2 separate regions of the Homo sapiens genome follow, and region 2 is linked to region 1. The links are chromatin contacts, found by Hi-C or POLR2A ChIA-PET in ENCODE. All regions are on one chromosome and are shown on one strand. The core of a region is the stretch at or near the end of the contact, and the rest is flanking DNA. Distances in the headings are between cores, read along the strand shown. Region 1 overlaps ROPN1L (rhophilin associated tail protein 1 like). Region 2 overlaps DAP (death associated protein).

Region 1 (4,645 bases), core at 1,147-3,646:
TCTCTTAACATCCAGATGGCAATTTAATGTCCTTGTTCACCTGCCTGGGGCAGCTCACAGTGCCCCTTAACCTGAATTGATAGCTTTTGATGTAATAAGTAGAGCAGTGTTCAGGGCTTCAAGGATATAACAGAACATCAGCTCCAAGAGTCTGGTGATGTTTGCCCGTTTTGTTCACTCCAGAACCTGCAGCACTTAGAACAGGGCCTGGCACAAAATAATGCACAGTAAACATTTGTGGAATGAATGGTATGTATGATTCAGAAATTGAAGCAGAGGTTTCCAGTCTTTTTAGAGATCTTCAACTCGATGAATTTGACTAGAGTGATTTCTAAGATAAATAAATGTAAACAGCACAGAGAGTACACCTGCCACAAGCCACGCCCCCGCCATAGATGCAGGGAGCAGGAACGACATCTATCCCGCTCACGCAGGCAGCGGCTAGCCACCAATTACACAGCATCCTATGTGAAATAAACTTCTGCAGGTGGTAATCCACTACAAATTATTCTCATCGCACTTCATTTCCTCCTTTTTGAAGGTATTTTTTTAAAGCATAAAAATGAACGCTTATGACGCTGAACGACATGAAGAAACCCCTCCTTGAATTCACAGCTTTGTGTTCTTAGCACACCTCCAAGCCACCCAGGGCCAACAAGGTCAACAACACAACTGTCCACACCAAGGCCTGGAGGGTCCGAGCACCTCCTGTCTACCCAGCGCACCCCGAGACAGGTGTTTGAACTCGTGCTCAGCACTCTGTGGGCCGCGGGAGCCAGGGCAGAGCAGGCATCCCTGGCAGCAGACATGGACCCCAGACGAGCACACGCTCCTCTGAGGGAGGAGAGGTCAGCTTCCACACTTGAACCTGACCCTGAGTCTACAGCCGCACTGGACCAGAGCAGAGGGTGGCTGTGGCTTTCTACAACCAGGAGAGGCCTCCAGCACCTATGGAAGGAGTCAAGGGCAAATCTGGAGTCCTGCTGGCAAAGGTGGCTCAAGTCAGGAGACAGGCAGGAACCCGCAGTGATGCACAGCATGATTCCTGGTGTCAATTTATTCTCTATGATAGGAAGAACCCAAAAGAATGTGTGCTGTTTGTGATGTCTCTTCCCCAGGAGTCAGCTTAGACGGCCAAGCTCTATCCTTAACACAATGTCTCCATCTAGTGTCACACACTCTACATGGACAAGAGGCCTTATTTTTCAAATCAGATTCAATTGTGTTTTAAATCTAGTGCTTAATTTTCACAATTAGGAAGGTGAAAACTATAAAGATGGATCCAAAAACATGAATTATTCTACTTTCTCATCATTTTAAAATCAAAATTTTACAACTAAGCTTAGAGGCAGAAACCACCAACATTAATTCAAACATTGCATACAATTTTATATTGTTAACATATCGATTTCAGGGCCGGGTGCAGTGGCTCACACCTGTAATCCCAGCATTTTGGGAGGCCGAGGCGGGCAGATCACCTGAGGTCAGGAGTACAAGATCAGCCAGGCCAACATGGTGAAACGCTGTCTCTACTAAAAATACAAAAAATTAGCCAGGCGTGGAGGTCCATGCCTGTAATCCCAGCTACTTGGGAGGCTGAGGCATGGAAATCACTTGAACCTGGGAGGCGGAGGTGGCAGTGAGCCCAGATCGCACCACTGCACTACAGCCTGGGTGACAGAGCAAGACTCTGTCTCAAAAAAAAAAAAATACACACACACACACACACACACACAGACACACACACACACACACACACACACATATACTTTAGGCTGGGTGCAGTGGCTTACACCTGTAATCTATAATCCCAGAACCTGAGGCTGGTAGATCACCTGAGGTCAGGAGTTCAAGACCAGCCAGGCCAACATGGTGAAACCCCATCTCTACTAAAAGTACAAGAATTAGCTGAGCATGGTGGTGCATGCCTGTAATCCCAGCTACTCGGGAGGCTGAGGCAGGAGAATCACTTGAACCTGGGAGGTTGCAGTGAGTCAAGATCACACCATTGCACTCCAACCTGGGTGACACAGTGAGACTCCATCTCAAAAAACATATAGCTAGATACAGATATAGATAGATAGATTAGATAGATAGACAGATAGATAGATAGATAGATAGATTTCACAGAGTTCCAGATTAACAAAGTGACATAAAAATGTCTCCAATAATTAAAAGTATTTGCCTTTGTCTATCTTGATAATACCCCTGAGACACTCCCCTGGTGCCATCTGCACCTGTCCTTGCTACTGGAGGGTACCATGCCTGCCAACATCCAGGCCTTGGCACAATTAGCCCGGGGCTGACAGGAAGCACCTCCATTGCCTTTGAGCAGTTACACAACAAAACTCTTGCTCATTCTACAGCCACACCACACCCGACTCCCTGAGGGCACGGAGCTTCCCACTGGGGCCATCTGCAGAGCTGGTGAACTGCGCCACACTCAGATGTGACATGGCGAAGGAAGGGAATGAACAACGTGGCCTGTGATGTACAGATGAATACATCTAGTCATATAATTTAGGATGAAAATTTCAGAAAATTACTGACAACACAAATGTCTTTTCATCAAGTCAAAACCAACTAAAATTCCACAGTGTACCTCTTGCGGGACACATAGAAGCATGTGTTTCAGAGGTCAGGAAGCGAGAAGCAGGAACTTCAGAAATGTCATTGCTTCAGGCCACCAGGCAGGGGGACAGGACATGGGAGGAGGCCACAGGTGGTTGGAAGTGACTGTTGGTGCATTAGTGGCCACATTGGGTAGCCTTGCGGGTGTTTACCACCACCCATTTCAAGTAATTTGTTTTAATGAAAATGGAATGAAAGAGCTCTGTGCATGGAGCAAAGCTGAGTGAGGGCTGTGAAGCAAGGACCAGTTATACACACTGGGGCCACAGACTGAAGGGAGGGGGGAAAATCAAATTGTTCATCTATGTAGTAAAGGGAGCTGGTTCTCCTTTCTCTGCCTCCTTTCTTCATAAGCTTCACATGGCAGATGCCTGGTTACTCTTCCTTCACCCAACCACCATGTCTCACAGCAAGACTTTAGCTGAGAAGACTGACTCTGGGTTTGCAAAGGAAGCCCTGCCAACATCATCCCAGCTCCAACCTCTCCCTTCTCGCCCCGACCTCCCAGGCTCGCCTCGTCACCTGGAGGATCATGTCTTATTCCTAAGTTGCTTGGCTTATACTCAAACATCAGCAAAATCTCACTGTATCTATTAGTTATTAATAATAGATTTCTAAGGCCGGCGCGGTGGCTCACGCCTGTAATCCCAACACTTTGGGAGGCCAAGGTGGGCAGATCACCTGAGGTCAGGAGTTCGAGACCAGCCTGACCAACATGGAGAAACCCCGTCTCTACTAAAAATACAAAATTAGCCAGGCATGGTGGCACATGCCTGTAATCCCAGCTATCAGCAACTCGGGAGGCTGAGACAGGGAATCGCTTGAACCTGGGAGGCGGAGGTTGCGGTGAGCCGAGATTGCGCCATTGTACTCCAGCCTGGGCAACAACAGCAAAACTCCATCTCAAAAAAAATGAATAAATAAATAATAATAATAGATTTCTACTAAAGTAGAAAATAATTGTATGCCTCTTTCCACAGATGAGCAAAACAGTTATCAGTTTACAAAATGATTTGTAGTTTTAAAAAGTCATTGATGCATTTTCTTCTAAAACCTAAATATATTTTAATAGTATCCATATCTTTCATCTACTATTAACTTTTAAATTGAGGCATTCATAAATAATTTCTGTAAATTAAAATAACTGTACACCTGAAAATATTAATATAATAGGCCTGGAGCAGGGGGAAATGCTTTTCTAAGACAAAGTTACTAAAGTGTTTCCTTTAGTTACTGAAACCTAAATTATTTTTAAGCTGGGACCATGATGACACAGAATTATTAATATGCTGTTTATAGGTACATACCCCACCAAGCATGCTGCATCCAAGCGCTAAAAAGTTTATCCACTTGATTTTGTTTTCACAAGGATCCAGTTGTAAGAGCGCTTTGAATTTTTCCTTCGGCAGGCACAAGTTCTTCCACTTCTGCTCAAGATCTGTTAATTCCACATACCGCTTGTGGTGACACTGTTTGGAAAACACAGCATGACAATTTATGTATGTTTTAAAACCTGGGAAACAATGAATGCTGTGAATATTCAACACACACCAAGTAACCCGCCCCATGCAGGGGACAGATGAACTCCAAATGCATGACAGGGGGTTCTGTCAGCCCTGGGGAGGGAAGGCAGGGAAGGCAGCGAGCGGCAACCTTTTATTTATTAAATGAAAAAAGGACGGTGAAGCGAATACGGCATCATGTTATGACTTAATGAAACAGGCATACTGATATTGAGTATACGATACTCCACTATCTGTCTGAAATGCTTCACAATAAAAAATAAAGCTCAGTAAAAAACATTTTAAAAATCCAGCCCCTAATCACATTAACAGTTAGATAGGAGAGATCTTAAAACTGAAAATAAATGTATTTCTTCTATTATATATTTATTTGTTAATTTTTGGACAGTCTCATTCTGTTGCCCAGGCTGGAGTGCAGCGGCATGATTTCGGCTCACTGCAACCTCCACCTCCCAGGGTTAAGTAATTCTTCCGCCTCAGCCTCCCAAGTA
Region 2 (4,645 bases), core at 610-3,109, 250 kb before region 1:
AGATCAGGGACTATAAAGGAAACTCTGGGGTACAAAGGCACCTGTGGAGATGAAGGTCACCAGGCTGGCTGGTATTTGACAGGCAGGACGCCCTGTTCCCAGGTTCAGGCAAGAGGTTGCCCAGCCCTCGGGATGCTGCTTTCTGCCACAGCATGGTGCTGTGAATTCTCCCCCTCTTCACCGCTGCTGTATTTTTTGTGAAGCCATAGAGACAAGCCAGTGCCTGGCCCCCAGCAAGGCTGGAGAGGCAGTGAAGGCACATCCCCACAGCCACGCCCTGCGCTGTCCTCTACCTGGAGTCCTTGGGCAGCCAGCCAGGGGAAGGCTCCCTGTGCCCCCCACACCCAGGCTGCTGTGTAAAGAAGCAATTGGCATGAGCCCCAGGACACTAGCTACTGCCAAAGCCAGCAGTATTTTATGAGCCTTAAAAAATCTTGTTGTACCAGTCCGTTATGAATTATTGAATTAACACTGCATATTTATAGCAACTTCTTAATAGTTTAATAATTTATTCATCCCTTATGGATCCTTTGGCATATTTCTTTTAATTGTTAGAGTAAAGAGTTTTTTTAGAGCTAACTTCACTGGACTACTTCCTCAATGATGCTTCCAGAATACTAAAATAGAATCCTGCACAGTTGTTCCGAAGCTTAAAGCACCTGATGCGCAGCAAAGACCTGCCCACATGCGAGTCGGTGACACCCCCCCTGCCTGTGCACAGGGCTGCAACTACTCTGTAGAAGCCCACAGCCAGCCAGGCCCAGCTCTCAGCCCCAACTCAGCACACTAGCATTTCACAGCCTACACTTGGATTACGTGTCTTCTGAGACAGTTTAGGAACCTAAGCATCATTCATATTGTTTCTAAAGGGAAAAACATCTTACTGTGTCCCAACAAGTAAGCTCCCTATTTTGGGAGCACCCCTGCTTTGTAAGATGTGTCCTACTGCCCAGAGTGAGTCATTCCTCACAGAGCCCTGCTCCTAGGTGCTTGGTGATAAGGGGAATCAACAGAAACAGGCTGTTTCCCAGCATTCACTTGCAGATGACTAAACCCAGAAATTGTGGAGTAGCCTTAGGTAAGGAGACGAAAGTTGAAAACTTAAGACCCAGATTCTTCAGGCATTTGAGACTCTGGCTGAGGAGGCAAGGCATGCCAGATCGTTTATGCTCAGGGTAAGGGTGCACATCTGTCTGCATGTTACTGTCCCTTTTGCAAGGGTTTTTTTGGTCATGAGTGACATCGCACTTTATTAAAAAGACATGCTTTCTTAACAAGATGAGCTACCTTTGATGCTTAGTCTTTCTCTGGTTTAGGCAAGAGTCCTGCAAAGCCATCCAGCTGTTGTTGGCAGCTGCCAGGAGTTGCCATAAAGAAGGTAGATGGAGTTTTTCCTGTTGAATTCGTTAATTCAGGCTCGTGAATGTGGTCATTGATAACACCCCATCCCTCTTTTCCTTACCGCCTCTAGCTAATTGTGCTTATCATTTAAGCTTCAGCTCATGGCTCTATCACCATTCTCAAGTTTGCCTTGAAAAGATCTGAAGAAGTACCTGTTAGCCTGAGCTCCCTCTAAAGAGGGAGAAAAGCCAATCTTCCAGGTCAGTCTGGCAAAAGCTGGAGGAAGGGCCCATTTGCTTGGGGACTCCAGATATCAACCCATGGCCAGCAGATCCAGCTCAGCCAGATTGTCGGGTCACAAAAATAAATCCACTATCTCTAATCGCTCTTTTGCCTCTTTTGCAAGCCTTTGAGGCGGGCAGGGCATGAGAGTTACTCATTCCTAAGAAATGAGCAACAAACAGTTCCAGCTAAGCACCCTGGTTCATTCACTGCCTGGCCACGACCACAAACTTGTGCTAAGCTGAGGGTCGCTGACCGGTGATGTCATTTGGTGCTCAAAGCATTTGTTGAGTATGTGTGCGCACCAGACCATGTGCCAGGCGCTGGGCACACAACAAATTCCACCATGGTCCTTGACCTTGAAGGGGAGCCATGCGTGCAGAAGCCTAAAGCTGTGTTGTGATAAGCCTAAAGCCATGTTGGGAAGTTCTTATGGCAACACAGCTGGGAAAGTATAAGTCCTGCCCTTGGAGGGGAAGGAAAGTGATGGAAAGAGAACATGAGCCAGCCTTGAAGTTGCTGTTTATCAGCTGGCTCAAGTATCAAGGTGGAACCAAGCACAGGCAATCCGAGCATTTCTTCCATGAAAAATGAAACTTAAGTGTCCCGGAAAAGTTGAGGATCATACCAGAATTCTGTGTCTCAGCTTGGAGTGACCATGCAGCATATTTAGTCTGACATGCTTTGAGAGTGAAAGAAAGCACTGCTAGTAATAACACCAGGACCAATGCCTGAACCCAGACCGTCCCAGGGAATCAGGGACATAACCATCATCCTAGGGATAACTTGAGGCCTAATTTGCTGCCCTGAATGAAGTTCATTCTCCCTCTACTGGTCAGAGACGAGATGGCAGGGGATTGGTTGCACCACCCACTGCCCCCCCGCCCCCCGTCCCCCTCAACCTTTTTATTTATTTATTTATTTTAAGAAACTGATAGAAGACAAATACAATGTCATCTGACATTGCAATCATTATTGGAAACTACAATGCACAGTATGTTTGTACTTACATCCTTGAAAACCATTTTAGGGCTCTCAGCCCCGTTACTGAACCATAAAGATGCTGGGTTTAAAAATATTCAAATTGGTTCCTTATTGAGGCAAATGCTGAGGAAAAGCAGCAGATTGCATCTTGAGCTTGAAAAGAACTCCTCTTTGACTTGCGTTCTCCATGATACAGCTGACTTCTTTTAAATCGGTGTTGTGAGTTAGTGCTCCTGTTCCATCTTCACCTGCCTTTATTAAACAAGCAACACAGAGGCAGATGACTTCTCTGGGTGCTTTATGCATGTATCTCACTTTAAACACTGCGTTTTTTGTTTCCTTGGGAAATAAGCCCTCATAGCCAATGGTTGCTTCAGGTCTTGACCAAGTACCCGGATGCCCCAGCCAGATGCCATGGTTTGCCTCCTGGGTGTTCACCTCTCTGTGGGCTTCTTCCCTCTGGTTTCTAAGGTGACAGCTTGTTCATCAGATGCATGGAACAGCACAGACACAGGCATTTCACACCCGTCTATTCAGAGCAGGGGCCCCATGGCCCAGATTTTCTGGGAAAGTTCTGTTTTCACACATTCTGCCTTGTGCTGGTCAGCCAATGTATTCTGGTTTGAGATAACAGAATGTAAAACAGTAGGGCCATCTTACCTATAGCACGTGACCCAGAGAAACAAGGGCCCTGGGTTAGTTTGCAAAGCAGGTCAAGTCAGCCTTGAGTCCTATAATGCTGCAGAGAGCCCAGCACCCTCTTGCCGCAGCAAGGCCGGCCCCATCTGGGTGGTGGCTCCTGGGTCTCCAGCACCCAGCACTGGGCAGGCACTGGGTGGTTGCTCAGTGAATATTTACCTGATGGAAGCGCCCAGGCACAGTGGTGGTGAGCACAGATCCATGCACGCTGACTACCATGCCCCACACATCCACGCTGCCCCTGGGGCGCAACAGTGCCAGTGAGAACTCCCCACCAGAACCTGTGCCTCAGCTGAAAATTTCCTTCCCTTCTCCCATCCCTAACGACTCCCCTTCCTACAGGTCCCAGCAGATGTGAAAAGGAGAATAAAGAGCCTCCAGTTCCTCCTTTGGCCCCAACCTTAGTTTGCATTCTAATTCATTAACATTTGCAGGGTGGCTTGCAGCTGTCCTTAGAGATGGTGGTGGCAGTTCTCCTGAAATGCACCTGTGTTGTTCTTGCACTTTCTGTCACTTCTCAGTGGGCCTCAGAAGTCAGGTGGGTGGACTTATCTGCCCAGCCATGTGGAAGAAGGAAGGCTCTCATGTAGATGTCTACGTGTACATAGCGCCTCAAAGTGAGGATTATACACTACACATCAATTCCCCTCTGACGTCTTAGTGGAAAGTTTCCATTGAGCCCTAATGCTCCCTAGAAGTATGTCACATCCTGCCCGCGGAGGGGCCCACCCAGGGCCCCATTCTGGTTACCCTCTTCATGCTCGAGGTTGTGCCCTCCAGGTGCATCTCAGCTCGGAGAGGGGCCCTCAGGGTCGCAGCTTGCTCTGTCCATCATCCAGCATCTGCCTCCTCACTTTGTGAATAACAGGGCACATAGATATCTTCACTGGTGAGATTTGCTGGTGGTAAAGCATATTATCTGGCTGTCCTCATGGAAAGCAAAGGAAGCTCCCTCAAGGCAGGGGACACCCCAGGGAACCTTTGGGAGAAGCAGGAAGGAGTGAGAGCCGTGGGCCTGGGGCCTAGTGCAGCACACTCTGGAATTCCCCTTGCTTCCTGCCCCTGCCCTTTCATTCCTCTCTGGAAAGGCTCATTCACCAAGTTCACAGAGATTCTGTGGTTCCCTGCATGTCCTCAGGAATAGCTCTGGGGGAATTCTCATCCCTGATGGAGGATCAGTCTTGTGGAAGTCCTTCCTGTCAATAAGGACATTCTTAGTTTTCATGGGGTTGCCACAGAGACCGGCCACATCAAAATAGAGACAGCCCACTTTTCCAGAAACCCATGGTGACCTGCTTTCGCATTAGCTTCTGGTAAACCTCACAGGTGTGGCCTGTTG

What was found. A loop is a pair of places that touch in the nucleus more often than their neighbours do. ChIA-PET counts read pairs that join two places held with the same protein, here RNA polymerase II (POLR2A). Pooled maps may share reads with other maps.
Region 2: a loop to region 1 is called in a map of OCI-LY7, with 5 times the contacts of the local background. The contact joins two enhancer-like sites. A Hi-C loop is called at or near these places in 13 of 168 maps with a recorded cell type or tissue (CD14-positive monocyte, Caco-2, HCT116 and 9 more), 15 of 37 single-sample maps with no recorded cell type and 20 of 50 pooled maps. POLR2A ChIA-PET finds 5 or more read pairs at or near these places in 1 of 52 experiments (activated T-cell).

Annotation. Positions count from the first base shown.
Region 1 is chr5:10,449,407-10,454,051 of GRCh38, reverse strand. ROPN1L (rhophilin associated tail protein 1 like) reads right to left here. Exons shown (of 5, transcript NM_031916.5): 3 at 3,939-4,100. Among named protein-coding and RNA genes, the nearest start is that of ROPN1L, 9.8 kb to the right of the region's middle. Within about 2 kb of position 2,396, at least 2 of the 41 ENCODE cell types and tissues checked have a DNase peak (open chromatin) inside an H3K27ac peak, as active enhancers do.
Region 2 is chr5:10,699,470-10,704,114 of GRCh38, reverse strand. All of the region lies in intron 2 of DAP (death associated protein), which reads left to right. Among named protein-coding and RNA genes, the nearest start is that of DAP-DT, 59 kb to the left of the region's middle. RefSeq lists enhancers at 506-1,228, 3,498-4,207, 3,762-4,585. Within about 2 kb of position 1,859, at least 17 of the 41 ENCODE cell types and tissues checked have a DNase peak (open chromatin) inside an H3K27ac peak, as active enhancers do.